Regions from separate parts of the Mus musculus genome. Here all the other regions are linked to region 4. The links are chromatin loops, found by intact Hi-C in ENCODE. Cell type or tissue: heart. All regions are shown on one strand. Region 1 holds the start of Gga2 (golgi associated, gamma adaptin ear containing, ARF binding protein 2). Region 2 has its middle 14 kb from the start of Ern2. Region 3 overlaps Ears2 (glutamyl-tRNA synthetase 2, mitochondrial). Region 4 holds the start of Ndufab1 (NADH:ubiquinone oxidoreductase subunit AB1).

Evidence for each region. Peaks named below come from ENCODE experiments on the same cell type or tissue, not always from the same donor. Only the 100,000 strongest peaks of a DNase experiment are listed, where the experiment ranks them.
Region 1: it touches region 4 in a loop (4-fold over the local background); 5 of 42 quality-filtered maps call a loop at or near these places.
Region 2: it touches region 4 in a loop (2.5-fold over the local background); 4 of 42 quality-filtered maps call a loop at or near these places.
Region 3: a loop joins it to region 4, with 5 times the contacts of the local background. A loop is called at or near these places in 5 of 42 quality-filtered maps.

Annotation. Positions count from the first base shown.
Region 1 is chr7:122,017,328-122,025,327 of GRCm38, reverse strand. It overlaps Gga2 (golgi associated, gamma adaptin ear containing, ARF binding protein 2), which reads left to right and starts at 4,130. Exons shown (of 17, transcript NM_028758.2): 1 at 4,130-4,339. The coding sequence starts at 4,240. In heart, no CTCF peak of the experiment used is centred here; a DNase peak (open chromatin) is centred at 4,147; H3K4me3 peaks cover 3,001 bases; H3K27ac peaks cover 3,190 bases.
Region 2 is chr7:122,195,871-122,203,870 of GRCm38, reverse strand. No RefSeq gene overlaps it. Among named protein-coding and RNA genes, the nearest start is that of Ern2, 14 kb to the right of the region's middle. In heart, CTCF peaks have their summits at 4,346 (motif pointing left) and 6,372; no DNase peak of the experiment used is centred here.
Region 3 is chr7:122,030,227-122,038,226 of GRCm38, reverse strand. Ears2 (glutamyl-tRNA synthetase 2, mitochondrial) reads left to right here. Exons shown (of 9, transcript NM_026140.3): 9 at 1-4,065. Among named protein-coding and RNA genes, the nearest start is that of Gga2, 13 kb to the right of the region's middle. In heart, a CTCF peak has its summit at 3,682 (motif pointing left); no DNase peak of the experiment used is centred here.
Region 4 is chr7:122,097,389-122,105,388 of GRCm38, reverse strand. It overlaps Ndufab1 (NADH:ubiquinone oxidoreductase subunit AB1), which reads left to right and starts at 3,541. Exons shown (of 5, transcript NM_001360744.1): 1 at 3,541-3,734. The coding sequence starts at 3,567. In heart, CTCF peaks have their summits at 3,445 and 6,025 (motif pointing left); a DNase peak (open chromatin) is centred at 3,528; H3K4me3 peaks cover 1,915 bases; H3K27ac peaks cover 1,417 bases.

The sequences.
Region 1 (8,000 bases), 80 kb after region 4:
GTCGGTGCTCTTAACCACTGAGCCATCTCTCCAGCCCCCTCTTTTAGTTTTTTGAGATAAGGTTTCTCTGTCTAGTCTTGGCTGTCCTTAAACTCTCTCAGTAGACCAGACTGGCTGTGAACTCAGAGATCTACCACCTTCTGTCTCCTGAGTGCTGGGAATAACGGTATGTACCACCACTATCTAGAATCCCTTCCCTTCCCTTCCCTTCCCTTCCCTTCCCTTCCCTTCCCTTCCCTTCCCTTCCCTTCCCTTCCCTTCCCTTCCCTTCCTCTCTCTCTCTCTCTCTCTCTTTCTCTCTCTCTCTCTCTCTCTCTCTCTCTCTCTCTCTCTCTCTCTTTCTTTCTTTCTTTCTTTCTTTCTTTCTTTCTTCAGGTCTCCCTAGTAGCTCTGGTTATTCTGGAACTCATGTAGATTAGGCTGGTCTTGAACTCACAGAGATCTTCCTGTCTCTGCCTCCAGGTGCTGGGATCAAGAGTTCTAGAATTTTTAAGAGATGAACTGTTAAGAATAATAAAGGGGGCTGGGGCTCGGCTGGCACAGTGCTTGACCACCATGCACAAAGCCCTCTGTTCAATCCCAGCACTATATACAAACCAGGCCTGGTAGTGTCCCTTAGGATCCCATCCTCCATTACAGGTCAAGTTTGAGTCTAGCCTAGGCTACAGAAACCCTGTCTCTAAAAAATGATGAAGAAACTGGTGAGATTTTAAAACTACTTCAAAGGAGAATCCAAAGAACAGTCTCTAGACTGAAAATATTGAAATAAATATGCAAATGGCTGTAGAACTGGTTTTTCCACACGAAGGGGATTGTGTGTTGCCTGGACAGTATTCATTTGCAAGTCTATGAATAAGAATAATTTACCATTGTTTTCAATTATCAACAGTTTGCAGAGATGTGAAAGGATTCCCAAAAGACCCAAGTCAGGTAACATAGATGGATATTCTAACAACACAATTTTATCAAAGAATAAAATTTTCCTTACCTGGGTAATGTAATGAAATTGACCACCACCCTTTGCCTGTGCCTGAAGGCCCAACCCCCATTGTGATCTTAGAGGCAGGGCCCTGTAAGGCGACCAGATTTATGTGAGGGTCTGAGGGGCAAGGTTCCCTTGATTGATGAGAGATCACCAAGGTTCTCTTGGTGAGAGATTGATGTCTTTATAAACAGAGGGCTCTGCTGAGGCTGTAGTGCCTCAAGCCTGTAGTTCCTGCCCTGGGGAGGGACAGAAGCTTGCCAGGGAGAGTTAAGATCCTATCTCAAAACTCAGAGACCGAGCAAACAGGACTAGAGGGCTGGCTGTTTTCTGTCTCTTCTCCACAAGTGAGGTCAAACCACAGGAAGGATCCAGAACATCTGTAGCAAGAGGGGGCCTTCTCCAGACACTCTGACGACAGAGGTGGGACCTTCTGGCACCTTGGTATCACCAAGCTTCCAGTCAAAGGGGAGAAATGGATGCCCATTGTCTCAGACACCAGCAAGTGGGGCTTTATTGCAGCAGCTTGAGTTGTCAAAAGAACTGGATTAGCGTAGAGCCTGCACGCAGAGAGCAGTTTCTTGTCACACATGCACATGTGTAGCTTCATGGTGTTCAAGATTGTTAAGGATACCAGCGTGTCAGGTATGTGGACAGGGTTAGTTAGAAACTAAGTACATCACACCAAGTGTTCTTGTTTGTTTGTTTGTTTGTTTGTTTTTTAAAGATTGATTCATTTATTTTATGTATGTGAGTACATTGTAGCTATACAGATGGGTCTGAGCCTTCATGTGGTTGTTGAGAATGGAATTTTTAGGACCTCTGCTCTCTTCGGTAGGCCCTGCTCACTCTGGATACATAAGTACACTGACTCACCAGAAGAGAGCGACAGAGCTCATTACGGGTGGTTGTGAGCCACCATGTGGTTGTTGGGATTTGAACTCAGGACCTTCTGAAGAGCAGTCAGTGCTCTTACCCCCTGAGCCATCTCACCAGCCCTTGTTTTTCTTGATATGGGGTCTCACTGATGTAGGCCTAGGTTAGCCTCAAACTCAGGATCCTCCTGTCTCATCCTTCCTAGTGCTGTGACTATAGGTAACAACTACTATGAACAGCTTCTTTGTACTTAGTACTTGTTCATAGTACTTATTTGATACAGGGTCTCACTGTACAGTCTGACTCACAATCTTGCTTCAGTCTCCTGAGTGCTCCATTTACAAGTGTGTACCGTCATGGCCATGACAGCAAATGTCTATTTAAACATAAATATTTGCAGCCCTCTCACGGGCTCCGCAGGTAAAAGTGATTGCCATATAAGCATAATGATATGACTTCCATCTTGAGAAGGCACCTAAGGGTGGGAGGAGAAAACCAATTCGATAAAACTGTTCTCTGTGCTCCATAAGCACACTGTGGCATGCGTGTGCCTGTACCGACATGCATATCACACATATGCACATACATATGCATAGTGTTTAAAAGATTAAAAGTAGGGCTGTAGAGGTTGCTCAGTGGTCAAGAGTATGTATTGCTCTTTTGGAGGACCCAGGTTCAATTCCTAGCACCCACATGGCAGCTCAGGACTGTCTACAATTCCAGTTGCAGGGAATCTGACACACTCTCTGGCCTCTTCAGGCTCCAGGCTTGCATGTGGTGCATAGATATATATGCAGGCAAAACACACATACAAATAAAAACTTAAAAAAATGTTTGTACATTTGGGATTATGATATGCCTAAAGTCCTAGAGTTACCCCTGACTGTCCCCACTATTTATGTGTCCATTCAACAGATACTTACTGGTATGCCAAGCCCCATTTGGTATGCTGGTGGTCCAGGTCTATGCAAATTAAAATCCTTCTGTGTGTGTGTGTGTGTGTGTATGTACTGGGGTGTGACATTGAGGGTGGGGAATGATAGGGACAGTGTGGAAGGATCTGGTGCTTCAGAGGGACCTCGTGCGCAGTCTTGACTGCCTTCCAGGCTAAGGCCTCCTTCAGTCTTAGCAGAGTTGTTAGTAGTAGATCATTGACAGCAATGGCAAAATTATGCTGGCCTCTAGACATGCATATTAATCCTGTCCACTGGACAGACCTCTTTCTCCACTGGCTGGAGCCAGTCTTATGCCCATTTGCATGTTTGTCTCAACAGTCCTTTATTTTTACATAGATTTTTCTCTTTGGCTTTTCTTGTGGACATATTAATACAACATCTACTTGATTCCTTCATTTAAGTTCAAGAGTTAAATAAAGGAAAATATTTCATGTTAGGCTGGCATGGTAGCTCACACCTGTAGTTCCAGCTTTTGGGAGGTTGAGGCAAAAGGATTTTACTACAGGTTTTTAGGATCTTAGCTTTTATCATTCAAAGGCCATCTTGGACTAATGAGTATGAGAAACCCTTTCTCAAAAGCAAAAACAAAAACCATAACAACAAAGCTGTACTGGTAGTACATTCTTGTAATCAAGTTTGTACCACAGTGGCAGGATGACCAAGAATTCTGGGTCCTCCTCAGCTATGCAGTGATCAAAGCCAGCTGGTTACATGAGACCTTAACTCAAAACAGTTAGAAAAAGGTATGTTTATATATAATTAATGTGTTCACTTTTTAGGGTATGAGAATCACGACCTGTTTTTTATTTCTTTTTTTTGGGGGGGGATGGGTGTTCGAGACAGGGTTTCTCTGTGTAGCCTTGACTGTCCTGGAACTCATTTTGTAGACCAGGCTGGCCTCAAACTCAGAGATCCGCCTGCCTCTGACCTGTTTTTTTGAGAAAAGTATCTTTTCATAAAAATAACTGTTTTATGAATTATGATGCAATGTGTCATCAAAAAAAAGTGTGTCAGAAACCCGAATGGAAGATACATACTCGGAGAAGACCCTAATAAAAATGCTGAAAGAATGATTCTTTATCTGAAATTCAGATTTAGCCAGGCGTCCAGTATCTTTTCTGGGAACCCTGCTTCTGAAGAAGAGGGGACAATCAATACCTAACTAGCTTGGCTTTTGACCTTTCAAGTGGTCTTGCACAAAAAAAAAAAAAAAAAAAAAAAAAAAAGACCTCGTGAGTTGGAGGTGGCCGGGAGGAGGTGCGTGGGGGCGGGACAGGGCCCAGAAATGGGCGTGTCCAATAGGGCCCGCCCCGTCACGTGCCTCTCAGTGTCTGCCGCGTCGGCAGCTGGAGCGAAGGCTAGGCGGCGGCGGTGGCTGCAGCTTTTGGGCAGGAGTGACTGCGGCCGCAGCGCTGGGCTGGGCAGATGGCAGCGACGGCAGTGGCAGCGGGGACCGGATCCCCGGCAGGGACCGAGTCGGCGGAGGGCGGCCCTGGGGCAGCGGCGGCGCTGGAGCTGTGGCTCAGTGAGTAGCATCGCGCCACACGTGATCCTGCTTCCCGCCGCCCTGGTTGTCCTCCGCGGCGGGAGGGGGCCTCTAGACTCACCCAGGGGATTCTGGGGACCTCAGACCACGCCATGGCTCAGTGGCCGGGCGGCACCACTTAACAGCTGGAGCGCGAATGCTTAGCGATCTCTTGTGCCAAGCACTGTGCAGAAAGCGTTTCAGCCATTGTTAGTCTGGTCGCAGGACCGAGAGTACCTGGGTTTACTAACCCGTGCGGGCGATGCAGCTTTTTTGCAGATCATTGAGTCTAAGAGCTTAAGTGGCTGCTACCTTTAAGAGCAAAACCAGCTTTTATGCCTCGGTGCATATTTACTCTGGCCAGACTTAATTGTTCCTTGTCTTAGCTTAACGGTGATCTCTGGGGGTGCGGTTCTAAAGGTTCTCTCTTTATCTGAGGAATTGAGGTTCAGAGAGAATAAAGAATCCACCCCTTGGGTGGGCTCCACTACGTGCTGGGTGCACTGAGATGGTAACACTGGGACATTGCTCACAAAGACATGTTCATTGGCTACTGGCTACCAGAACAGCACCTTCTCAACAGAAGCTGGAGGAGGGGCGCTTGTTGAACGTAGTTAGGGGCTGTTTTGTTTACCTGGGGCTTGTCATAGCTGGTATACAGTGTGTGGACAATGGAGGAGGCCATATTCCAGACAGGAAACTGCAAAAACTCAGGATGAGAATGTACAACATTCTGGGAGCGAGTAGGCCTGTTGGCCAGGAGTGCAAAGCTTAAAGCTCAGAGAATCCAGAAAAGAGACCTCAGACTAATTTGCTAATGAAGTAAGACGCGTGAGCGCCGCAGAAGGGACTGCATTATTTAAACATTTTTATTACATGTTGTGTATTTGGGGTGGGGCGTGCTGCTCCTGGCTCGTGGAGAACAGAGAACAACTGGGGAAGGGGTCAGGGTGTCGTTTCTCTCCTTAGGCTCTTCTGTGGGTTCCAGGGCTCGAACTCAGGCCACAAGGCTTGGTCACAGGCACCTTTATCTTCTGAGTCATTGCAGGCCTATAGCTTTCTATTTCAACATGTAGGAGAAGCTGTTGGAGACAGCTTCGCTTCTACTGAAAGCACCACATGCAGTTCCACCTGGTGAGTTGGTTGAGGGTGAGACTTCAGACTTGGAGTAGATATATAAGGTCTTTAGATAGCTGGGGTGGGGTGGGGTGGGGTGATGGTGGTTACAATAGGAATGAAGGGAGTGGGGATCAGGAGTCGAAAGGATTATCTGAACCCATCAGCAGGGTTTAATGTAAGCACACGTGCATGCACATTACTTTAATTAAAGACCTGGAGCCAGACTGTAGCAGTGCACACTAGTCCAATTCCAGCAGTTGTGAGGGAGAAGCCAGCCTGGCCTACGTAGTGAGTTTCAGGACAGCTAGAGCTACATAGTAAGATCCTGTCTGGGAAAAAACAAAACAAAACAAAACCAACCATACAGACAAAAACCAAACAACAACAACAACAAAACATTAAACAAAACCCAGAAAGGACTACCATCACCCATATAGTCTTCCTTCCCTGTACATAGATGGACTCAGGAGATGAGTGTACGAAGGATCCTTGGTTTCGGGGATCAAAAGTAATTGTGGTAGATGCTTCCCCACTCCGCCCCCACCTGTGTGGAGGAGCAGTTGTGTCATGAAGTTCGAAGTTCTTGCCAGGCAGTTAGGAAGAGCTCTGAGCATCCAGGGAGGGTAGGAGCTAGAGGGGTGGTTTTGAGAGCCAGTCTTCCGTGGGTGTGTAGAACAGAGCGTTGGAGCTGGAACAAGGAGGTATTTCCCAGGCAGATGGGACTAGAGTATCCCAAAGGTTCAGAAGTAGACAGGGAAAGCTGTTCTGGGAAGAACCACGGAGGGGGGTGTGGCCAATAGCTGCTTCAAAATGGAGACTGGAGGGAGGGGAATCTGGCCTTTGAGGAAAATGGTGGAAACAGAAGGCTTGTGAAGTGGTGGCGAACAGCAGGCTTGGATTGGGGTTGGGTGCAGAAGTGTGAGGTGGGTAGCGTAAGAGCCAGCAGCTGCTAGTGGATATTTAAGAGCCTGTCTGCAACCGAGGCTTTGCAAGGACTTGGGTTTCTCTGCAGCCCCGGCTGTCCGGAATTCACCCTAGACGAGGCTGACCTGGAACTCACAGAGATCTGCCTGCTTCTGCTTCCCTAGTGCTGGGAGCAAAAGTGTGTATCACCACCCCCCTAGAAGTAACCTTTGATTGTAGCATCCCTTGAGTTTTTCAAAGGTGGCAACTACTTTCTAAGAGGTATGTTGGAGGACAGTGGGACAGTCTGTAGGGAGGGAGTGAAAAAGGTCCTTTTCCTGTGCTTGGCTGTGAGAGGAAGGCGGGGACATCCAGTGAGGCTTTGAGAATAATGGAGAGGGCACTTGAGCCCTCTATGTAGCTCCTAAGGGGAACTCCCCTTGTTGGATTCTAAGGCCTGTGTTTAGTCACTGTGCAGGGGCTTTTAGAGCCCCAAGGAGAGGAGTCTGAATGGGAAGTTGTCGGGTCAGGGTGTGGCCTGCAGAGGGGGAGAGCTGCTTGCCTGGGTGCTTGCCTGGGGAAGGAGATAAAGGTGGTTGCACATGCAAACTAGTAGGTTCCTTTCACTGCCTAGGGCTTGAGGAAGGTGGGGAAGGAAGTTCAGGAGTGCAGGAAGAAAATCAAAACATGAAGCCCAGGTGCACAGCGGGCCAGCACAGAAGAGTAACTTTTGAAAGTCATGGTGAAATGAGACATTTCTGCAGTGAATGAGGCAGGGAGCAGAGGCCTGAGCAAATCCAAGAAACAAAAGCTCAGTGGCAGGACGGAGCAGTATGGGGTTAGGCCCGCTCCCACTCTGAGCCTTCTTTCTTTCTTTCTTTCTTTCTTTCTTTCTTTCTTTCTTTCTTTCTTTCCATAATTCAGTTTATCAGGCACTTACTATACATTATAAAAAGGCACTATTTTAAGAATTTTATAAAATTGCGTAGTAGCTGAGTGTGGTGGCACACAGGCTTTTAATTCTCAATTTGGGAACCAAGAGGCAGACTGATCTCTGAGTTCGAAGCCAGCCTGGTCTACAGAGGGAGTTCCAAATCAGCCAGGGCTGTACAAAGAAACCCCATCTAACAAACAACAACAATAAAACAATCCACTTTTATAAAAATGTATTAACATTTTTATCCTGCCAACAACTCTAAGGAGAAGGTAGAGGTTAACATCTGCCAGTGGCTTTGTTTCCATCTTGTCTAGACCCATGCTACATCCTGCTGCTCAGTGACACACCTGCCTGACCATGCCACGAACTGCTCCAGCTCTTGTCCCTACATATGCACATGGTTTGCCTTGTCGGGCTAACCGGGGTGAGCCCCTGAGATCTGCCTGTCTCTGCCCTCTGCTCCTGAGATTACAGATGTGTGTAGTCGTGCCTGCCTTTTTATGTGGTTGCTGGGGATCTGAATTCAGGCAGTCACACCTGTGCAATAAGCACTAGCCAAGTCCCCAGCCCCTGCTATACACATTTCTGAAGAGCAGTCAACATCCCAACTGAGAGGGGGAATGGGGTTAGACAAGCAGAGGGGGCTTCTGATTGTCCCCACATCCTGAGAAGCTGGGCATGTCTGGAGGCACCTTGAGGTGT
Region 2 (8,000 bases), 98 kb before region 4:
AGCCTGTATGTGTAACTCCAGGAGACAGAATCTAGACAGTGAGGACTTCTCCACTCACAGTACACATCTGTCATTTTGTGCCCCTGTGACTCCACAGAAGTGAGACAGAGTCATGGACCCATCTACCCACAGTGAACGGACAAGACTGCCTGTTTCCCCAGGGTCTCACCAACAGTGATTATCCAACACGCAGAGTCCTCCAGGTGGAAAGGTCTAGAAAACTCCACCTGCCTGTAGCAGAACGTGGAAGCACACGCCTTTAATCCCAGCACTCGGGAGGCAGAGGCAGGTGGATCCCTGAGTTCAAGGCCAGCCTGGTCTACAGAGTGAGTTCCAGGACAGCCAGTATTACACAGAAAAACCCTGTCTCAAAAAGGAAAGGAGGAAGGAAGGAAGGAAGGAAGGAAGGAAGGAAGGAAGGAAGGAAGGAAATGTCATCTGTAACCCTTGGCAGGTTTCACACCTTGAGAATTTAGATAATTTATGAAGTTATCACTACTAGCAAGACTTTTTTTTTTCAAGACAAGAGTTTTTCTGTGTGCCCTTGGCTGTCCTGGAACTGGTTCTGTGGACCAGGTTGGTCTCGAACTCACAGAGATCCACCTGCTTCTGCCTCACAACTGCTGGGATTAAGATATGCACCATCATCATCTGGCTTAGCAAGGCTTTTTTAGGAATAATTTTTTTTACAGTCATGTGTGCATGCACATGTGCTTGTGTGGTACAGTATGTATGTGTGTGTTGGTTAGTTCAGGTTGGTTTTTTTCTTCCACCATGTGGAGCCCAGAGATGAAATTAGGTCATCAGCGCCCTTAGAAGCTCCTTTACTCTATAAGCCATCTATCACATAAGCCCTAAGAAACACTTGAAAAGAAAACACACAGTTTAACACCCATCATATTAAGGAAAATGCAAATTAAAGCTACACCAAGATTTTTTTCATTTTCAAAAATGGGAGGACTCCAAGTGTTGGATAAACACCGTTGGTGAGACCCTGGGGAAGCAGGAAGTCTCATCTATCCAGTTTGGGTGGGTGACTCTGTCTCCGTTTTGTCCAGTCATGGGGGTCACAAAATGATAAATGTGTGTTCTTCTGGATCCTGCACTGAGAATTCTAAGAATTTTCCCTATGAAAACCCTTACCCACTTGTAAGACATCGCACTGTGCAAGATCATCTGACGTAGCATTGTCCTTTCCAGCAAAATCTTGGAAACCACCCACGTGTCCATTAGGTTAATGAAATATGATGAAGCTGGAAGGGGTGGGGAGCGCTTTCTACAGATTTTTATGGAAACACCTCTAAGATATACCAAGTGAGAAAAGCTAACTGTAGGCCAGTACATATTCTTGGGGGTTGATGTTTTCTTTAAACACTGGGAGAGCACAAAAAATACCTATGTTTTCATACATGCAGGACTGAATATGAAAGATACTTCTGATGAAGTGGGGACCTGGACAATGAGAAGGGACAACTGAGATAGATTCGGGGTGGCCTTTAGTGAGAGTCTTTCCACTTCTTACTTTTCCATATGGCTGTGCCTGAACACATGACAAACACTAAGCTGGGCATGGTGGTGTGTGCCCGGAATTCCAGCACTCAGGAGGCAGGGGAGGAGAACCCTGAGAATTCACAGCTAGCCGGCCCCTGTGTTTAAAACCATGAATAACAGCAGAGGAGACGGCCAAGTCAGCAAGGCAAGTGTGAGTTCCTGAATTCGAGTTCTAAAAAAACAATGCAGGGCAGTGGTGGCACACACCTTTAATCCCAGCTCTTGGGAGGCAGAGGCAGGCTGATTTATGAGTTCAAGGCCAGCCTGGTCTACAGAGTGAGTTCCAGGACAGCCAGGGCTACACAGAAAAACCCTGTCTCAAAAAAAAAAAAAAAGAAAGAAAGAAAGAAAGAAAGAAAAGAAAAGAAAAGAAAAGAAATGAAACAAACAAAACAACAAAACTGGGCACAGTGGTATGTGCCTGTGTTTCAAAGTGACATGGAAGGTAGGAACAGGCAGGTCCCTGGGAGCTCAGCTAATCTAGTCTAGTTAGAGAAATCCTGGCGCGCTCTCTCTCTCATTATTTTATTTTATTTAGTTATTTTATTGAGACAGAGTCTCACTATGTAGGCCTGTCTAACCTGGAATTTGCTGTATAGGCCAGACTACCAGACTAGCCTTAAATTCACAGAGATTCACCTGCCACATAAAAACATGCACACATGCACCCACATAAAAAAAAAAAGAATAAATCATTTTTAATTTAAGTTCAATCAAAACCAAAATTTAAAAATTGAAGATAGTTTCACTTACACACAAAATCTTATTTAAAGTCATCGCACCCGTGTCTCGCCCTCGGTTTCATCTGTGAATATACTGGAACTCAAATTAGTTGTGCTGAGTAAAAAGAAGACAGACCAACAAGGAAAAGAACCTGTTCTGGGGCCAGTGAGGTGGCTGAGCAGGTAAAAGGGGGCCAGTGAGGTGGCTGAGCAGGTAAAAGGGGGCTTGCTGCCAAGCCTGATGGCGTGAGTTCGGTCACCTGAATTCACACAGTGGATGTCCTCTGATCTCCACATGAATGCTGTGGCATGGGCATGTCTATACAGCCACATGCGCAAGCTCCCGAACACACAAAAGTAGATGTACAAATGCAATGGAACATTTTAAATAATTATGCTACATATCATTGGCAAACTTCGGGATCAGTGAGACAGCTCAGCAGGTAAGGACAAGGATGCTCAGTGCCAGGCATGAGGATCTGAGAATGTGCATTGTCACCGTAACCCACAAGGTCGAAGGAGAGAGCCAGCCCCTCTAAAGATGTCCCTTGACCAACACGTGTGCAAGGCAGCAGGCATGCGCGCATGCGAGACACACACATATACACACTGAGACACAATAAATAAATGTAAAAAAAAACCCACATGTACATAAAAATCCACCTCTAAGAAATGCAAACTAACCCACAGGGACAGGAAGCAGACTCGCTGAGCAGTGAGTGACTGTTTAGGAAGTGTGAGCAGGTAGATTGCAGGGGTATGAAAAACCTTTGTGTCTGATGGATGTTAACGGCATAGTGTGTTCATGATGCCAAAACATACCAGGTTCTCACACTGTCTCTGTCTCTGTTTCTCTGTCTCTCTCTGTCTCTCTCTGTCTCTCTCTGTCTCTCTCTGTCTCTCTCTCTCTCTCTCTCTCTCTCTCTCTCTCTCTCTCTCTCTCTCTCTCTCTCTCCCTCTGTGTGTGTGTGTGTGTTGTTTTGGGGGATTGTTTGTTTTAGATTTGATTTTAAGGAGCTGGAGAGCTGGCTCAGTGGCTAAGTGTGCCCACTGCTCTCTCTAGCAGAGGGCCTGGGTTCAGTTTCCAGCATCCATAACAGTTGGCTCACAACCACCTGTCATCAGTTCCAGGGAATCTGATGCACTCTGGCCTCTGTGAGTACCTGCAAATATATAAAACTTATTTAGGCATACATTCGTAAATGGGGTGGTTTGAACGAGAGTGGCTCGCCCATAGACTCCTATGTTTGAATACCTGGTCCTCAGTTGGTGGAACTGTTTGAGAAAGATTTCGAAGTATGGCCTTGACGGAGGACATGCCTCACTGAGGGGAGAGCGTTGAGGTTTCGAAGGTCTCCAGCCATTCCCTGTGTGCTCTCTCTCCCCACTCACTGATCAAGATGAGAGCTTTTACCTGTTCCAGCCACCATGTTTTCCCTCTGCCAGTGTGGACTCTAACCCTCTGAAACCATAAGCCCAGTCAAATGCTTTCCTTCATGCCTTGGTCATGGAGTTTGGTCACAGCAATAGAAAAATAACTAAGACAATAATTAAAACTAAAATAAGTAAGTCTTTTCTTAAGATTAAAGTTTTGGTGTGTATATCTGTGAGCCTGCGTGAAGATATATCACCTGTGTGCAGGAGCCCTTCTCAGAGACCAGAAAAGGATGTTGGATCCCCAGTCACTGAGATTACAAGAGGTTGCGAGCCACTGTGCAGGGGTTAGGAATCAAACCTAGGTAAGGGCTCTTAACCACTGAGCTATATCTCCAGGCTAGGTTGTGAATTTATGACATGTGCAATTGATTGTCAATAAAATATGTTAAGGAGAATTTCATCTTTTTTTTTTTCACTTGAATTTCATTCCATTACATTCTATACTATATACACATAAAATATTAGGGCAGGAATCATGTATAAATTTTAAAATAATTATATATCCATTGGAGGATACATAGTTTAAGATTTTCTCTCTGAAAAAGCTCTATGTTCACGTAGGGCACGACTGAAATCAAATTTCAAACCCAGTTACAGCCACAGACATTTATCTGCTACACTCTACTGCCCCCTGCTGTAAGTAAATGATGTTACATCCTTGACCTACAGAGTACACACACGCAGTTGTAAAGGTCAGATAAGATAAATTCCAGGGCAAAGGGTTTTTTTCCTAAGGAACTACTTAGAACCTCTCTGCAGAGGGGTTGGCGGGTGAAAGAAAAAAAGGAGAGAACACATGAGTCAAGGGTAACGCTACATATTTCTAGCATATCAGATTCAAGGAAAAACAAAAACAAAACAGGAACCATTCAGAGCTAGCTGTAAGGTGCTGTGGTGGCAGGTGCTTTTAATCCCAGCTCTTGGGAGGCAGAGGCAGGTGGATCTCTGTGAGCTCGAGGCCAGCCTGGTCTACAAAGCAAGTCAAGGACACCCAGGGCTATTACACAAAGAAACCCTGCCTCACAAAACAAAACAAAAGCAAAACAAAAACAAAAACAAAAAAAAATGAGAGGGGCCTCAGCTGTTAAGGTCACTTGTTGGCTCACAACCATCTATAACTTCCAAGGTATCTGGTGCCCTCTGTACGTACAGGCAAAATTTTCATACACATAAAAATAGTTAGCCTGTAGGCCAAACTGTGAACTTGAGTCCTGGGCATGCCATAGGCCTCTCCCAGGAGTGTACTGAGAGAAAGTGGTTTCCTGGAACACAACAGGCCGCCACCCTTCTTCCTAGTAACCCAGAACTTGAAGTGCAGCCTCTTGTCAGGCATTTTAGCAAGGAAAGCTTGCTGTCAGAAGTGCTCTTGCAGCTGGGCGTGGTGGCGCGAGCCTTTAATCCCAGCACTCGGGAGGCAGAGGCTGGCAGATTTCTGAGGTCAGCCTGGTTTACAAAGTGAGTTCCAGGACAGCCAGGGCTACCCAGAGAAACCCTGTCTCGAAAAACAAAACAAAAAAGAAGTGTTCTTGCTCAACTCCAAAGAGTCCTGGATCACCGGATCTACGACACCTACAGGCCTTTCAGACCTTGACTGTTGCCTGCTGTGTCCACACACTAAGGGGTCAGCTCATTTGTTCTGTTTAGGATACACTGTAACACATGGCTAAGAGTTCACCTGTGTCAAATACTGCTTATGATGATGCCTGTCAAAAACAGGAACCCATCCAACAACGAGCCCAGGACAACCCCAGAGCATCATGCTACTTAGTCCTACAGAGAGACTGAAAAGAGGTGGTGGGGGGAATAAGACATATCCGGGGGTCTTCTCGTTGAGAAGAACTTAAGAGTGTGATAGCTCACAGTTAACCCCAGTACTTTAAGAGGATGAGGCAGCTTGAGTTACATAGTGAGACCTTGTTTCAAAAAAGTATGGGGGAATGGGGTACACTAAGTTTCCAGTCTTGGCTCTATAGTTTTGCTTCCAATTAATGTGTGGACTCTTATCTCTAGTACTCAGTTTTGGCACAGGCCTGGTACTTGGTATTATTATTATTAATTATTATTATTATTTATTGTCACCAGCATTGTTATTGTTGTGTTATTAGACAGAGTTTCTCTGTGTAGACCTGGCTGTCCTGGAACTTGCTCTGTAGACCAAGCTGACCTCCTAAGTGCTGGGATTAAAGGCGTGTGCCACTACATTCTGCCAGTTGTCAATATTTTTTATTTTGTCTGTTTGTTTTATTTTTTTTCCCCCTCTGAGGCAAGGTCTTGTTAAGGAACCCAGCCTGGTCTCCAACTCTGATACCTGAACCTGAGCCAGAAGGCTGGGGCTGTTGGAAAGTGCCACCATGCCCTGATAGTCACAATTACCAGTCACTCATAAAAAATGTATGAAAATGTGGCAGTTGGCTCTAGGCACAGGATCTACTGCACCACTGAAATATAAACAGAAAAAGTTCCCAGGCATCCCCACAAAAAAATACAACATGATCCCACAGCCTCCCACGTGCCTTGGGATCACTACCTCCAAGTCCTGTCCCTCCCTTCCTTCTCACTCCATGTCCAGGATAACCAATCTTTCTTAATCATCAGCAGCAGAGAGTCCTTAAGTCTTTCCTTCAAAAGGAATGATAAGCCTGCAGTTTGGCATGTTACCACTAGAGGCCTCCCTTGAGGCAAGATCACTAAGCTAGGTTGGAGTACTAGTCACCCACCCAACAAACGACTAGCTTTGATTAGGTGAGTAAATTACTTAATGTCTCTGAAACATGGTTTGTTCGTCTGTAGATTGAGGACGATAGAACTTCTCCTGTAAGTTAGTTAACTTATTAAGAACATAAGTCTGTGAAGAAGATGCAGAATACTTTTTCAACAATGACTGTTTTTATATGCAGAAGGTTAAAAAAAAAAAAAGACTCATAGTCTGTGACCAATGGCGCTCTGGAGGGTGTTAGTGCAGGACTGGCGGGTGTTGAAGCCTAAGAGAATGTGCTGGTTCGTTTATTAACGTGACACAAACTAGAACGGCCTGGGAAGCAGGAGCTTCACCTGAGGAATTGCCTCCATCCGGTTGGCCTGGAGGCAAGCCTGTGGGTGCTGTTTTTCTTGATTAATGATTAATATGAGAGGGCCCAGTACACTGTGGGTGGCACCACCTCTGGGTTGATGGTTCTGGATTGTGTAAGAAAGCAAATCGGTGAGCAGCATCTCTTCCTGGCTTCTGCTTCCGGTCCTGGCTTCTGCTTCCGGTCCTGGCTTCTGCTTCCGGTCCTGCCTCCAGCTTCCTGCCCAAGCCTCCCTTGATGACCTATAGCCTGTAAGGCCAAATAAGCCCTTTCTTCCCCAAGTTGCTTTTGGCCTTGCCGCTTACCACAGCAACAGAAACCAAACTAGGACACTATATTTCTCTATTTTGTTGCTGTTGTTACTAAAACACCTAAGGCTGGCTGGACAAAACAAAAACAAAAAAGAAAAACAGGTATAGGACCAGTAACACAGCAGAAGACCTGATGACCTAAGTTCAATATTCAGGACCTACCTGGTGAAACGAGAAAAGCGACTCTTACAAATTGTCCTCTGACCTCCACACGTGTGCACATAGGTGTGCCATGGCACATAGGACCACACACATACAAGTAAACAAGTAAATGTGATTATAAACTTTTTTTAAAGGGGGTGTTTATTTAACTCACAGTATTGGAGGCCACACAATATGAGGCTCTATCAGGAATCTACAATAAATGGTAGGGTGTAGCCAAGAGAAAAGATCACATCTCAAAACACAAAGCCAGATGCTGGAGTCCCACAACCCCTTCCTGGTCCTCTCTTCCTAATGACCTAAAGACTTTCCACTTGGCCCCACCTCTTAAAGGTCCATTACTCCTAACATCATCATCCTGGCCACTAAGTCTTTAAAACATGAACTCTGGGTTAACAGACCTCCAGACCATAATACTGGACATTAACAGTGTCAGCAAACAGCTCCTTCATTTGTCAGGAGCAAGACGCACATCAATGCCACGTAAATGCTTACTTTTATGTAGATTGGAAAGATGCATAAGGAAAGGATCTTCTATTGTTGATTGCTAACTTGATTGGTTGGGTTGTTTTTTGAGACAGTGTTGCAAGACATTTGATCATACCGTAAACCCCAGGATGGTATTCTGGTGTGGCTCATCCCTTATCACACACCTTTAATTCCTCTGGCTGGAATACAGACATGCCCTTAGTACACACTGTTAATCCCAAACAATAAAGGTAAAGTTAGTTTGTAGAAGAAAGCAGCCA
Region 3 (8,000 bases), 67 kb after region 4:
CCACATTGTATGATACTGGGGTTTAGGTTTCTATATTCGGAATAGTCTGTAGAACACAGTTTAGCCCAGGACAAATCAGTTCCAGCCTGGATTCATGGATCCCAGTCTCAGGCCACATATGGATTTGGGACCATAATGGACACAAGCGATGTCACCTAGACAGCAGATTTTCCTTCTGGATTGTAAAGGAGAAGTTACTCTTCCAGCAGGGTAAGCACTTGTGTTTGGGGTTGCTCCTTGTCCTTGGGCTTTAGGTAGCCTCCGTCTCCTTTCGATGAAGGGTGTCTGTTTTCTTCCAATTCCTGAGATCTGATACTTTGAGTTATTGTTGGTGTCTTTCATCATATCTGCCCTTATGTCCTCCATTGCTTATAAATCTTTGTACTCGGATTCCTGAAATCAGGTTTCCTTTCTTCAAGTCTTAATTAACTTGGAGTAGTGTAAGTAGGATGGTGACCAGGTATAAGACCCCAGCAGAGCTTGTAGCTTCCTCAGTGTAAGCAGCCTCTGCAGCTATGCTTACTCTCCTGAGGAGGGCAGGATGTGAGGGTGTGATAGAGGCTTGATCATAAAGACTTTGCAACTTCTTTCTGGTTCTTTTACATCTGCACCTCTGGGAAAGCCAGCTTCCAGGTCATGAAGCTCAAGCCCTTGTGTCTTGAGGGGTCCAAGTGACATCAGAGCCCCTGCCATCAGCTATGTAAGGGAACCATATTGGAAGCTGAACTTGCAGCCCCAGCCAAGCACCTCCTGAGACACCCAGAACCACCACACTCAGCACGCTCTGGAACCCGAGACCCAGGATTGTGAGGCAGGAAACGCTTGTTTAAAGCCACTTGCTTTGGGGATTATCTTTACCTAGCGGTAGATAACATTCTCTCCTTGCTCAGGTGAGTATGGGAAAGGATTAAAGAGCTTTTGAACCTTGCTTAGGGAGAAAAAAAAAGTTCTTTATTTGCAAGAAGATCAAGCTGAAGTTTTGAAATTTGGTAGAGACAGAACAAATCTCTAGACAAAAAGAAAAAAAATCTCTAGAAAAATCATAGAACAAAACCACATCTTAGAAAAAATGGTGGGCTGGTTAGTTTTTGTTAACTTGACATAAACTTAGACATATCTGAAAAACAGTAATCTTTTTTGAGACAAAAATCTATGTAGTCCTGGCTGGTACTTGGTATGTATCCCAGGTTGCCCTCAAATTCCCAGAGGTCTGCTCTCTACCTCCTGAGTACTAGGATCAAATAGATGTACCACCATGCCCAGCTTAGGAAGAGGGGTTCTTTCTTGCTTTTAGATTTATTTATTTTAGTTCATGTGTGTGGGTATACTGTCATTCTCTTCAGACACACCAGAAGACAGCATTGGATCCCAATTACAGATGGTTATGACCACCATGTGGTTGCTGGGAATTGTACTCAGGACCTCTGGAAGAGCAGTCAGTGCTATAAACTGCTGAGCCATTTCTTCAGCCCAGGAAAAGGGGATCTTAATTGAGAAAAAACCCTTAGTTAAATTGGTGCGTGGGACGTTTTCTTGAGTACTGGCTGATGTGGGAAGGCCCACTCACTGCAGGTGGTGCCACCTCTGGGCAGGTGGTCCTGGAGAGAATAAGAAAGCAGGCCTTCATCTCATTAAACCTCACCCGAGGAGATAGATGGTATTCTATTTTTTTTCTATGTTATAAATGGAAAAACTGAGGCTGTGAAAAGTTAAGTAACACTTCTGGGATATGATCTGAGATAACATCATATTTAAGCTCAGGCCATTGACAATTTTAAGAGTCCATACCTAACTAATTTGATCCAGATTCTCACTATGTAGTCCTGAAACTCAGAGCCTCCTGCCTCTTTATCCCAAATATTGGAATTAAAGGCAGTGTCACCATGCCTGGACCAACTCTTTTTAATGTATATCTGTTTGCCATGTGTATGCTTGGTCCCCACAGAGGTCAGAAGAAGGCATCACATCCCCTGGAACTGGGATTACAGGCAGCTATGAGCTGTCATGTGGGTGCTATAAATTGAACCTCGGGGCTGGTGAGATGGCTCAGCAGCTAAGAGCAGTGACTGCTCTTCCGAAGGTCCTGAGTTCAAATCTCAGCAATCACATGGTGGCTCACAACCACCTGAATGAGATCTGATGCCCTCCTCTGGTGTGTCTGAAGACAGCTACAGTGTACTTATGTATAATAATAAATAAATCTTAAAAAAAAATAAGATAAGAGCCAAGCGTGGTGGCGCACGCCTTTAATCCCAGCACTCGGGAGGCAGAGGCAGGCGGATTTCTGAGTTCGAGGCCAGCCTGGTCTACAAAGTGAGTTCCAGGACAGCCAGAGCTACACAGAGAAACCCTGTCTCAAAAAACCAAAAATAAATAAATAAATAAATAAATAAATAAGATAAATTGAACCTGGGTCTCCTGTAAGAGCAGCCAGTGTACTGAACCATTTTCCCAGCTCCCCCTCCAACTCTTAATTAAGTGACATCAGAACTACTGCTCTTGAAACATGAAAAATGGTTATTTCTGGTGTGATAGCACATGCCAGTGATTCTAGCCTTCAAAAGGCTGAGGCAAGCTGGGTGAGGTGGCATGTGCCTTTAATCCCAGAGCTCTAGGCACAGAGATAGGTAGAGATACTGAGTTCAGGGACAGCCTCTCCAAGACACTGGGGCTACACAGAGAAACCCTGTCTGGGGGTGGGGGTGTAGCTGAGACAGAAGGTGAGCTCGGGATCATCATGAGCTACAAAAGCCAAAATGGAGGGAGAGGATAGGGAGATAGAGGTGATAGAAACATAGGCTCATGCTCCAGGGATGTGACCGTTACCACGGTGATAGAAGTGCTGGTGGACCTGCTACGGTGTCTTGGGCCTGTAATGCCAGCGGAGGATTAGCAGTTCCAGGTCATCCTCCATCCTCAGCTCCATATAAAGTCATTTGATTTTTTAATTATCTGTGTAGTGTGCAAGTGTACACGTGAGGTCAGGGGTCAACTTTTAGGAGTCAGTTCTAACCCTCAGTGGAGGTTCCAGGCATTGAATTCAGGTTACCAGACCTTTAACACAAGTATTTGCTGAGCCAAGGTCCAGACCACCCAAGGCAACATAGTGAGACCTTGTCTCCCTGCCCCAGAAAAAACTCCCTCAATGAGCCATCTTGCCTCTGTAATGAATTTGAGATCAGCTTGAGCTTTTTGAGACTCATTGGTGAATCAAGGCTAAGTTGATTCTGACAAATGCTATAACACTGATGACCCTTGTGTTAAAGTCACAAAAGGATGAGAAGGAGACAGCTCTCAGGCTGAGGTAGAGGAAGAGGGCAAGTGTTGCCTGTTGGCTGTATTGTTTCTGTTTTAATACATGTTAGTTGCAATCCTCAGTTACTCAGATCTTCAGCATTGCTAGCCTTCCTCGAAGCCAACAGTTATTGGTTTCAAGGAATAAAGCTGATTGAATAAAGGTAACAGTCCACCAGGGAATGGGTTGGAAACTCTAGGACCTACAGACTCAAAGGTCAGGACTTCCAACCTCTAGAGTGATGGGAAATTTACCTGAAATTCACTGAGCCCTGAGGCAGCTGCAAATGTTCCTGAGGTTCTGGGTCCAAAATCTCAGGAGAACATCTTGTCAGCCTAGTCAGCAGTGGGACAGTCGGGTAATGGCACCATCTGCAGGGCATCCACTGTAATGAGAGAAGAACGTTTCCTCTTTTAGGGACTCTGTTCCATGGATTTAGAGTCTGCCTGTTTCAGTAGCCAATTTTGCAATCTCATTCATACTTCCTTTATCTAAGTCACCTTTTGTCTCAGAACTAGGGTATGTGTCTGGGTACAGACTGTTGGCTAGAATGCACAGTCCTGGGTTTGATCCCCAGCACCACAAAAACAAGATATTTTCTTCATAGTACTTACGCATGTGTGAAATTTACATTTACTATTTTAAAATTTTGAGGTTGGGGCTGACAGGAAATCTGTTATTCTTGGTTATAAACACAATACTTGGAACATTGTTTGACACAGAGTAGGAAATTAAGTTATATCTCATGAATAAAGTGTTTGAAACCTTCATCTGTCAGACCAGTTCTTTCAAAAGAAACCATCATCAGCTGACTTAACTGTGTTAAATCTGAACAGTCTCCCAACATCACTTCCTCCTATCCAGGAAAAAATTCTCCCTTGCAAGATCTGTTGTAGATAGCTGTCTGACCTTATGCACATGGCTTGATTTGAGTCCTGATACCTGGAAGAGAATGACTTTGTGAAAGACCAAAGTGAAGTATGGCTAGGAGGGATGGTTCAATCTGTAGGGAGAGCTGAGTTATAACTTCAAACTTCAGGGCTCATCAAGGAAATTATATCTGTGTACTAGCTTTTAGATACACAAATCCAGGTTCTAACCTGCTTCAACAAGATCTCTTCCCCCCCCCCCCACCCCCAGCATAGCTGAAAGTTCAGTGGTAAACTAGGCTGCGGGACTGTTGGCTTAGTGACATCAGCAAGGGCCCAGGGTCCTTCCACTGCTGCTCTCCTGGCCCTAGATCTGCAGCAGCCTCCCCTCACCAGCTGCCACTTATTCTCATCTGCTGGGGAGAGTGGTTTTTTATGGCTCTGTTCTGAAAGCAAAGCCACGTCTACAGGCATCCTCCCCCAACTCAACTTCCTATTTTTGTGCCCATCAGTGCTAGAGAAGAGAGCATTCCCATACATCAGTCAGACTCAGAGATGGAATAGGGTCTGCTCAGCTGGGTCTGCTCCTGAACTAAGACGGGTTGGTTTAGTGAAGACAAGGATGTGGGTGAGTTCTGGGGTAGGTGAGAAGCCTTGACATGTTTAAAGCAGAGAAATGACATGATCAGTTTTGCTTTGGGAAGGTTATCCTTGGCAGCAAGCTGTGGAGAGATTAGAGCACAGCTCCAGGGTACTAATTGGACATGCATGAGATAGGTTTGGTGAGACACAACTGAGTTTTCTCATCGTGGCCTAGGAGGGCCCGTATTAGAGTTCTCAGAGAAACAGAATCAGGTGGACATGTATCTAAAAAGAAACTTGGTATAAGGTAGTGTTCTGGCTGGTTTTGTGTGTCAACTTGACACAAGCTAGAGTCATCACAGAAAGGATCCTCAGTTGAGGAAATGCCTCCACGAGATCCAGCTGCATGGCATCTTCTCAGTGATCAGTGGGCGGGGTGGGGGAGCAGCCCATTGTGGGTGGTGCCATCCCCTGTCTGGTAGTCCTGGAGTCTATAAGAAAGCAGTCTGAGCAAACAAGTAAGCAGCATCCCCCCGTAGTCTCTGCATCTGCTTGAATTCCTGCCCTTCCATTGATGGTGAACAGCAATATGGACTTTCCTCCCTACCTTGCATTTTGGTCATGGTGTTTTGCTGAAGTAATAGAAACCCTAAGACATGCAGTAACTCATGTCATTACATAGCTGAGGTCAAACTGTCTCCCACCCACAAGCCCATGTTGGAGCTTACAAGACCTGGGAATAGGAAGCACCCATAGCAGAAGACAGTGTCCTAGCTCAAGCTACCTAGAAAAATTAAACTCCACATTTTTCTCTAAGGTCCCTTGGCAGATTAAATGAGCCCACTCACATAGGGAACAGCCATCTGACTTTCTTAAGTCTCCCAATTCCAGTTCTATTCCCTTCAAGAAACACCCTCACAGACACACCCAGAAACTTCTAACTAGCTACTATGGCCCTTAACATGAGATTAACCATTGAAGTGTTTGCTAATAGTTGTACAATATATGAATAAACTGCACACTGAAACAGAAAACCATAACTCAGACATCTAAGGGCCTGATAGATCTGCCTGTCTGCTTTCCTGACCTCCTTATTCCTGGCGTGCCCCAGCCTCTTTTCCTCTGGTCTTTGGACACATGAGCCTTTCTTAGACTCTTGGGCACTCCTGCTTCCTTCCTGCCATTTCGCATGCTGTCCACCCCCACCTTGACTCCTCATTCTTAACTCCTATGTCTGATCAAAACTCCAATGTCAACAGGAAGCCACTGATTGAAGGCCTCCTTGTAAATCTTCACCTGGTTTTCTGTAGTACCCAGTTGGAATTCATTATGGAAATGACTGTGAGTAATTAGTTCTGCAGCCACATTGTGGGTCCGATTGTGAGACCCACAAATGCAGGAGGCTCATCTGCCTTGTCTAGTACTGTATAACCAGTTCTGAGAATGCAACTGTAAACCCAGTAGGTGGTCAGTAAGCACCCACTAGGAGCAGGTGATCCAAAGGCACGTGAGTGAAGGCCCAGACAAAGGCTGGGGGAGCTTGTCTAGTATGCAGGAAAGCATCTGTTGATCCCACCATGCCCAGGCTGGCAGTAATCAACCTTACTCACTAGGCCTTGGTGGCACATGCCTGGGAGGTGAAGAAGAAGAAGGAGGAGGAGGAGGAAGAGGAAGGAGAAGGAGAGGAAGAAGAAGAAGAAAGGAAGAAGGGGCAAGGAGGAAGAAGAAAGGAAGGAAAGAAAGAAAGAAAGAAAGAAAGAAAGAAAGAAAGAAAGAAGAAGAAGGAAGAAGAAAGAGGAGGAAGGAGAAGAAGAGGAAGAAGAAGAAGAAAGGAAGAAGGGGGAAGAAGGTGCAAGGAGGAAGAAGAAAGAAAGAAAGAAAGAAAGAAAGAAAGAAAGAAGAAAGAAAGAAGAAGAAGAAGAAGAAGCAGCTAGAGAAAAAAGAGAGGGACTGGAGAGAAGATGCAGTAGTTAGGAGCACTGGCTGCTCTTCCAGAGAACTCAGGTTCAATTCCCAGCACCCACCTGGCAGCTCACAACCATCTGGAACTCTAGTTCCAGAGGACTGAGTGCCCTCTTCTGGCCTCTGAACAGACACAGACATGCGTGCAGGCAAAACACCCATACATATAAAATTAAAAATAAACAGAAAAGCCCTAGACACATCATCTAACTGGATCAGATGTCACGAGTGGCAATTGAGGTGAGTCATTATGTTTAGTTAGAATATGGTGTGCAGTGCCTGGGAGCTTCAGATCATTTGTGGTTACTATTTTTGTTAATAGGTATGTGAGATGAACATGACTGGCAGGTTTTTAAATTTAGACAGCAGAACAGATTAGGCATTTTATAATGATCTTGGAATTTCCACCTTTACCTTCAGATCTGGGCAAATTGTTAGGGTGCCAGCCAGTCACTCTAAACCAGGAAAGTCAGCTCCTAGCAGAGCCCTAGCCCCGACAAAACTTTTCCTGTCTGGAGAAACACCTCACCTCCTTTGGCTGGGTTGGTCTGATCTTGTCCTCATTCATTTATGGAACAAACATTGGGTGCCAGATTCTGTTAAGCCTGAGGCTGTTGAGGGAAAATAAGACAGGACCTTAACTATGGGTGTGCCACCCACAAAGGTTTGTACCTTTATTTATTATACATTTCTGAGACAGGGCTTCTATGTAGCCCAAGGGAGCCTTGACCTCTCTCTTTTCCTACTTCCTTGCAAGTGTTGGAATTAATAGGTATGCGCTCAACACCACATCCACTGTTACCCTTAATGGTTGACAATTGTTACCAATTGTTTTTGGTTTGTTTTGAGACAGGGTCTCTCTGTGTAGTCCCATTTATCTTAGCCGGCTATGTAGACTAGGCTGGCCTCTAACTCACAGAGATTCTCTGCTTCTGCCTCTGCCTCCTGAATGCTGGGATTAAAAGTGTACACCACCACACCCAGCTGTTAAGCTTTTAAAAATAAAAACACTAGGACTAGAAAGATGGCTCAACAGTTATGAGTCTTGCTGCTCTTGCAGAGGACAGGTTTGTTTCTCAGCTCCCATAGGATGGCTCACAGCTATGTGTAACTCCAGTTCTAGGGAATCTGATGGCTTCTTCTGATCAACTTGGGCAACAGGTGTTCATGCACACACATAGCAGTAATAGTAAAAATTCAAAAGAAATATAGACCTGGCCTTTAATCCCAGCACTTGGGAGGCAGAGGCAGGCAAATTTCTGAGTTCGAGGCCAGCCTGGTCTACAGAGTGA
Region 4 (8,000 bases):
CAAATTGTATCTTGGGTGTTCTCTGTTTCTGGGCTAATATCCACTTATCAGTGAGTGCATATCTAATGACGTCTTTTGTGATTGGGTTACCTCACTAAGGATGATATCCTCCAGATATATCCATTTGTCCAAGAATTTCATAAATCCATTGTTTTTAATAGCTGAGTAGCACTCCATTGTGTAAATGTACCACATTTTCTGCATCCATTCTTCTGTTGAGGGACATCTGGGTTCTTTCCAGCTTCTGGCTATTAGCAGAAGATGGCCTAGTCAGCCATCACTGGGGTGTGTACTAGACAGGCACTGGGGGTGCTACTCACAGTGACCGGAGTACTACTCAAAAGACTCTGCCCTCCCTCGTCTGTCATTTTCTTTAAATATTTTGAGATGGTTTTGCTATGTGGCCAAGCCTGACCTTGAACTCCAGGTTCTCTTATTTTGTCCTTTCAAGTGCTGGGATGACAGGTGTGCACGAGTGTGCCCGGCTTATCTAGGACGCCTCTTAATTACTCATCTTCCCTAGTTCGAGGCTAGCCTGGTCTACAGAGTGAGTTCCAGGACAGCCAGAGCAACACAGAGAAACCCTGTCTCGAAAAACCAAAATAAGAAAAAAGAAAAGAAAATGCCTAAGTATGATTTCCTTGGCACTCTGGATTTTCTCACTGTCTCTATGAAGAGCCGCCCTTTTTTCTACAGTTGCCCTTTGACTTCCGTGCCTGACCCAGAAGGCACGGCTTTCTCCCTCCCTGCCATGACCCTCCTCCTAGCAGCTGTCTGTATTTACAACTCCCCTGCCTTGTTTCTCTCTCAAACTAGTAAAATGGCCCTTCGGCTTAACACACAAACAAAACAATTAAAAAAACAAGCAAACAAAAAATAGTGGGGCAGTGGTGGTGTGTGCCTTTAATCCCAGCACTTGGGAGGCAGAGGCAGGCAGATCTCTGAGTTCAAAGCCAGCCGGGTCTACAGAGTGAGTTCCAGGACAGCCAGGGCTACACAGAGAAACCCTGTCTCCGGGGGGAAAAAAAAAAGAAAGAAAAGAAAGAAAGAATCAAAAGAAAACCAAAAAACCAACACACATGTCTGTTGCTATACAAAGAGAAACTTTAAGTTGGAAGTGGTTATTAAATCATCTGGATTTCAAATACTAAATAACTTTAACAAAATCTAGGAGTTGGGTGGAAGGAAACACACAGGCCATGCAGTGGCCATGCCTTAGCTAAGGTTCCCGGCCATAGCATCACAGGGCCCCATAAACCATTCCCACTCCTCACAGGAAAGGTCAGGATCTTTGGTTGAGATGGCAGTTATTGTAGGCTGAAGTCTTCACAATACTATGACCCCTCCTCCCAATTGTTTTTCCTTGAATACTCCCAATTTTTTTAATGCTCATGATCTCTCTCTCTCTCTCTCTCTTTTTTTTTTTTTTTGTTTGCTTTTTGAGACAGGGTTTCTCTGTGTAGCCTTGGCTGTCCTGGAACTCACTTTGTAGACCAGGCTGGTCTCGAACTCCGAAATCTGCCTGCCTCTGCTTCCTGACTGCTGGGATTAAAGGCGTGTGCCACCACGCCTGGCTATGCTGATAATCTTTAAACAAGAGACTAGTGTCACAGATCTCCAGAAGTCAGGCTACATTAACTGTGTGCTGAGTGAATTCCAAAAGTTATTATACTTGTTGCTAGAAGAGGGCCTCTTTGGAAAGTAGTCAAGTCAAGTCTGAGGGGGATGTTAGTCCAAGTGACTGATCCTCAGGAAACACTGCTTTACCCAGTAGCACAGCTGAGACATAGTAAAATGCAGTGCCCGCATCAGTCAGGCAAGCCAAGGGGTTCTTCTCAAAGGAAGAAACTCATTAAACAAAGCCACTGAGGAACGTTATCAGTGAGCCCCTCCACATATATCCACACGGAGGTTGGCCCATTTGTAATCACACTTTTATCCCCACACTGACTTCTGAGCATGCTCAGTTTAAATCATTGATGAAGGTACTAGGCACATTTTTTAGGTTATGGGGTACACGTTTCTGATATTGAGAGGGATGAACAGGGCCGCTTCTAGGCATGTTCAACTTACACCAGAAAGTCTTAGCTGAAAACAAAGGAAAGGGCACTTTGAAGGTGCGTTAGTGCAGGAGTTTGACTTTGGTGTCTGCCTGCTTAGTGTCTAGTTGGTGTGTGGGCTTCACTTGTCCATTTTTGTTCACCGTCTCAGATCCTGAAGTGTCAAAATGAATTCTACCTGCAAAGCTGTAAGTAACCTGCCTAATCTGTAATATACACACATTGTCCAGTTTCGCTTTTGGCTGTACTGCAGACTGAACCTAGAACGGTCATGCTAGGCAAATTCCCTACATCCATGCATTATCAAAATTTAAAATATGTACTGTTGTACTTCACCATTTCCTGGTCTCCAGGTTACTGTAAGCACACGGAGTTTGGGAGGTTTGTGGAGGGGGGGGTTATTTGTTTATTTATCTATTTTGAGACAGGGCCTTGCTATGTAGTCTAGGCTACCACCATAAGATGATCCTCCTGCCTCAGCCTCTGGAGTTGGGAATGAGGACGTGACAGTCACACCTACTTGGCTACTAGTCTTAAAACTCACACTTATAATGTGTACTGAGTTTTCACTGAAACAACAATAACAAAATCTTAGCGCTATGGGAGAAACGTGACATATTTTATTTTTCAGAGATAGGGTTTCACTATGTAGCCCTGGCTGGCTTGGAACTTGCAGTGTAGACCAGGGTGTTCTTCAACTCTCAGAGATCCTCCTGGCTGCAGAGTGATGGTATTAATGTTGTTTGCCACTATGCCATGATCCCCACCCAACTTTTTTTTTTTTTCTGAAAATGATGCAGTTTTAATATACCATTCTGCAGAAAGGGACACAAAGAAAAGGCAAAAAATTACTGTCGAGTTGATTTTGCCCTGAAATTCCTGCCTCTTTCTCCCATAGGCTAGACATTATAAAATTCACAATCTAGCATATTCCCCTCTCAAATTCTCTATCCTTTTTATTTAGGAGGAAAAACCTTATTTAATGAATTAATTTGAGGCTTGAGAGTGCCCCTTTCGCTGATTGTGGGCCAACCCATATTGTTGATTGCCTAAAACTTCTCTTTATTTATTTATTTTTTAATTATTCACTTTACCTCCCCGCTCCCGGTCAGCCCCTCCCACAATCCTTCCCCCATCCCCATCCCCTTCTCCGTCTCTGAGATGGTGGGGACCCCCCTGGGTACCTCGCTACTTCAAGTCTCGGCGAGGCTAGGCGCTTCCTCTCTACTGACAGCCAACAATATATTTCAGAACTTTGGGAGAAGAATCAAGTCGGTTTCTCTTTTGGGTCAGTGACAGTGTTTAGGGTTAGATGGCATTTGTGCAGTTGCAACCACAGCAGCCCTTGTCCTTCTAAAGGAGGTGGGTGCAGCGCGGCTGGGAGCCGCTAGGGTCCGCCCGCGCCCGCGCAGCCCTCAAGCGCCGCTCTGTACGTCGCCGGCGTACGGCGCTAGCTGCGGCCGCGGCGGGAGGCTGCGGCGCAGTGCATCCTGGGTTGGCGTAGCCATGGCGTCTCGTGTCCTCTGCGCCTGTGTCCGCCGCCTGCCCGCGGCCTTCGCGCCGCTGCCCCGGCTTCCCACGTTGGCCTTGGCGCGGCCGCTCAGCACCACCCTATGCCCTGAGGGAATCCGGAGGAGACCCGGGGCTCTGCAGTCCGCCTTGGCGCTCGCGCAGGTGACTTGCGGTGACTTTGCCGGGGCTAGTCAGGGGTCAGGGCCCCGGGCCGTCCGGGTTGGGGGAGGGGCTGCACAGAACCTGCAGGGGTGATGGGGTACACGGCTAGCCCCACTGCCTGACGGGTTTTGGTTGACCCCTGTCGCGAAGCTAAGTGTCTTATGATTAGAGCACAGGACTTTGACCCAGTCTTTTTTTTTTTTTTTTTTTTTTTTTTTTGGTTTTTCGAGACTCTGTATAGCCCTGGCTATCCTGGAACTCACTTTGTAGACCAGGCTGGCCTTGAACTCAGAAATCCTCCTGCCTCTGCCTCTCGAGTGCTGGGATTAAAGGCGTGCGCCACCATGCCCGGCTTTTGACCCAGTCTTGACTGAAGAACAAAATTGGACACCAGCTCTCATCCTTGCGGAGTGGCAATGAAGTTTAGGTGAGAGTTCGAGTAGAGCACCTACTGCGATTGGCAATTACCGTGGTCACTTCCAAGGACGTACACAAGAGGAAAGCCACTTGCCCATAATAGTCCTCTGCAGAGTATTCTCTAGGTTCCCAGAGTTCTATTGTAATTTCCCCCCTGTGGCACCTTTTGTCTGTGAACTTTCTGGAAGTAAGGATAGGAAACAAGTCCTGTGTAGTTTGCATATTTGATGAAACCAGTGTGGGGCTTAAACTCTGTGAGGATGTCACTTTCAACCCTAACTAGCCCTCTTCCCGCTCCCCTTCTGACTCTTTCCGCTGGTATCAAGCCCTGGCATGGCGTTTTAAGTTCCAGTGTGCATGCAAGGTTAGGAAGTACTGTAGTAGACTTTGGGCCAAGTTGAAGAACCGATTCTCATACTCAGTGACCTTCCTGAAGTAGTGGTTTCAGTCACACCTGCACGCTACAAGAAGAGCTAAGGTTCTACATCCTGTGTTGAGATTCACCGACAGTGTAATAGATAGGCAGGCCATTGTCCCATTGGCTAGACCAAAAGGTTGTCATTATAAAAGTGTTAAAAGGGCAGTAAAGGGGGCTGGTGAGATGGCTCAGTGGGTAAGAGCACCCGACTGCTCTTCCGAAGGTCCAGAGTTCAAATCCCAGCAACCACATGGTGGCTCACAACCATCTGTAACGAGATATTTCGCCCTCTTCTGGTGTGTCTGAAGACAGCTACAGTGTACTTACATGTAATAAATAAATCTTTAAAAAAAAAAAAAGGGCAGTAAAGCTGCTGTGCCTTAGGATCTAGAGACCAATTTCAGATTAAGCTAAAATGTTACTTCTCAAACTTAAGTTGTGCATAAAGTATTTTTGTGGGCTTTCTAGATGGGGTCCTGGGACCATGCTTTGAACAGGTGGTGTGCTCTCTGTCTGCTTTATACAGATAGTAGAGGAACTGCTTTATGCTTACAGAATGGTTTTGGTTACGGTCATTCACAGATGTGGAGACACAGTTGTTTGCAAAACATTTTAGATTTGTTATTGGACTGTGGATGTCCTCTGCACAGCCAGAAAGCAGATGGTAAGCAAGCTTTGTTAAAGGGTTTTCTCTGACTCACCCAGCTTAGATGAGTGAAATCAGTTGGCTTGGAAGTTTCCAGAATATGGAGAGTAGAACAAGGGAGAGTTTTGAAGAGGCGAGGGTTTATGTCAAACAGCTGTGTTTGAGGTGCTTCATTTCCAGAGGTTTGCAGTGAGCAGGTGACAGACATGGCCTTTAAAGCTTTTTTCATAAACAGAAGACAAAGGGGAGCAAGATAGACTCTGATGGTAACTCATCAGGATCAGGCCAGCTTACAGTCACTGCACATAGTGCCATCTTTGGTGCTTAGAGACGATTTATGTCACATGTGAGTCTGGGGAAGAACGCTGCTGAGACAACCTGTTTTGACCACAGGGAAGGTGCTTTTCTTTTTTTTTTTTTTAAGATTTATTTATTTATTATATGTGTGTACACTGTAGCTGTCTTCAGACACTCCAGAAGAGGGCATCAGATTTTTGTTACGGATGGTTGTAAGCCATCATTTGGTTGCTGGGATTTGAACTCAGGACCTTTGGAAGAGCAGTCAGTGCTCTTAACCTCTGAGCCATCTCACCAGCACCGGAAGGTGCTTTTCTAACCTCTGGCAGGAGAAGGTGGTTTCGCTACTCCAAGAGGGAATGCAGGGGAACTTGGGGCAGGATACCTAACCATCCTGTGTCAGTTTCATTGTAAAAGGTAAAGTGCTTATACTACCATAGTCAATCTTTGGGCATACACCTGGCCCTGTAGGAACCTACCAGTGATGCCTGGTGAGCTACTGACACCTAGTGGCCTACATTAGTAACTGCATACCTATAAGACACTCCCAACCACTTTTCTCACGGCCTGTTCTCGGCACTGTTTCTTCTCTTCCATGTTAATTCCACTTCATACCAGCCCTGTGTTTTCTGTGACTGTTGTCTTTGAGACAGTCTCACTTTATCTCAGTCTAGCCTTGGAACTCAGGTTGGTGAGAATATGTTACTCTGCCTCACCCTCCCAAGTACTAGGACTGCAGCCCTGAACCACCATGTCTTTCCAAATCTGCTTGGATCTTCTTTTCTTTACAGTCTGGAAATTGAACCTGGGGTCTCACTCATGCTGGACAAGCCCTCAACCCCAATTCCTTAATAGTTTCTAATCTCTTTTCAACTCCTTGATATGCACATGGGATATGTTAGATCCTCCTACCTCAGACTTTTCTGTCATTCTCACCATTAACATATTTCTCCCTTTCTCTTATTCCTGTCTGCTTCATCTTTTTTTTAAAGATTTATTTATTATTATATCTAAGTACACTGTAGCTGTCTTCAGATGCACCAGAAGAGGGCGTCAGATCTCATTACAGATGGTTGTGAGCCACCATGTGGTTGCTGGGATTTGAACGCAGGACCTTCAGAAGAGCAGTCAGTGCTCTTAACCACTGAGCCTCTTGTCTGCTTCATCTTATCTGTGACTTCTTTAGGTCATTGTAATGAGTAGGATTGGTGTTGTGTCCCTATTGAAGGCCTCTGATACATAGTATAAAAGGATCAGTGGATTTAGACACAAAAAAGTGCCCCGCCTACTTATTCGGAAATCATCTATACTCTATCTCTTCAGCTAATCTCTCTAGTTTGCTGATTAAATGAGTCTGCTGCAAGGTAAGTATATCTTGATAAGGACGTGTACATAGGTTTAGTCTTACGTATGTCCTTGCTATACATAGGCTTGCCTGGACTCTGGAAAGTCCTACCTCAGGCTCCCAAGTGTTAGGGTTACAACATTTGACACCACAGCAGCTCTTAGATCATTTTTCATAGACACACTCAGGGTCATGAGTGCCAAGAAGCAAACCCAGCTCTTTCTCTCTCGCACACGTATTTGTTTAGTGTGAGCATGTGTGTGCAGGTCAGAGGATAACTCGAGGGAGCCTGGTTTTGGCAAGCACCTTTACCCTCTGATCCATATTGCTGTCCTTTTCCTCCTCCTTCAGTGTTGAACCCAGGGTTTCATACATGCTAAGCAAGTTGCTCTCCCTGCCCCTCTTTACTTTGAGACAGGTTATCAGTAAATTGCTCAGCTTGGCTTTCAACTTGTTTCTCCTGCCTCCCCTCCCAAGTGTCTGGGATTAAAAGCCCAGCAGCAGACTCATTTTCTGTGGAAGAGGCTTAGCTGCAAACTAAGAACTTAAAACGCCCTGCCAGACAGACAGTGCTCTCCCATACTTGGTAGGTGAAATCTAGGCTGCAGGACCCAACTGAGTATAAAACAGAAGCAGCAGCAGCCTAAGAGCAGAAATAGTTGGATTTCATCATAAGAACACTCAGAAAGGTTTGTATGTCTGGTGGGCTGTAGGGCATTCTTACCTGCCAGCGAAATACATGGGGCTGTGAGGCTTAGGGGTGGTGGCTGGTTTCATTTGTTCTAGCCAGAGACTAGTTACCATCAAAGCCAAATCAGATCTTCTGTATACCATCCCAGCTGTTAGGGTGGGTTCTTTTGTCTCATGCCTGTGGTGGCAGTGCAATGAAGAGGCTGTGGCATGCTACATTTGCCATGAGGGAACTTAAGCATTTCTGTGATGATTTTATGTTAGTGACAGTCTTACCGAACAAGATGATGTCCAAAGCTAGAGGGACCAGTCCTGATTTTGAGGACAAGCGACAACCATTCTGAAGCTAGAGCTTCTCTGTTGACCGAGCCCTGTGACCCGGTATTCAGTAATGACCACATTGGAGAGTGTGTGACCCGGGTATTCAGTAATGGCCACATTGGAGAGTGTGTG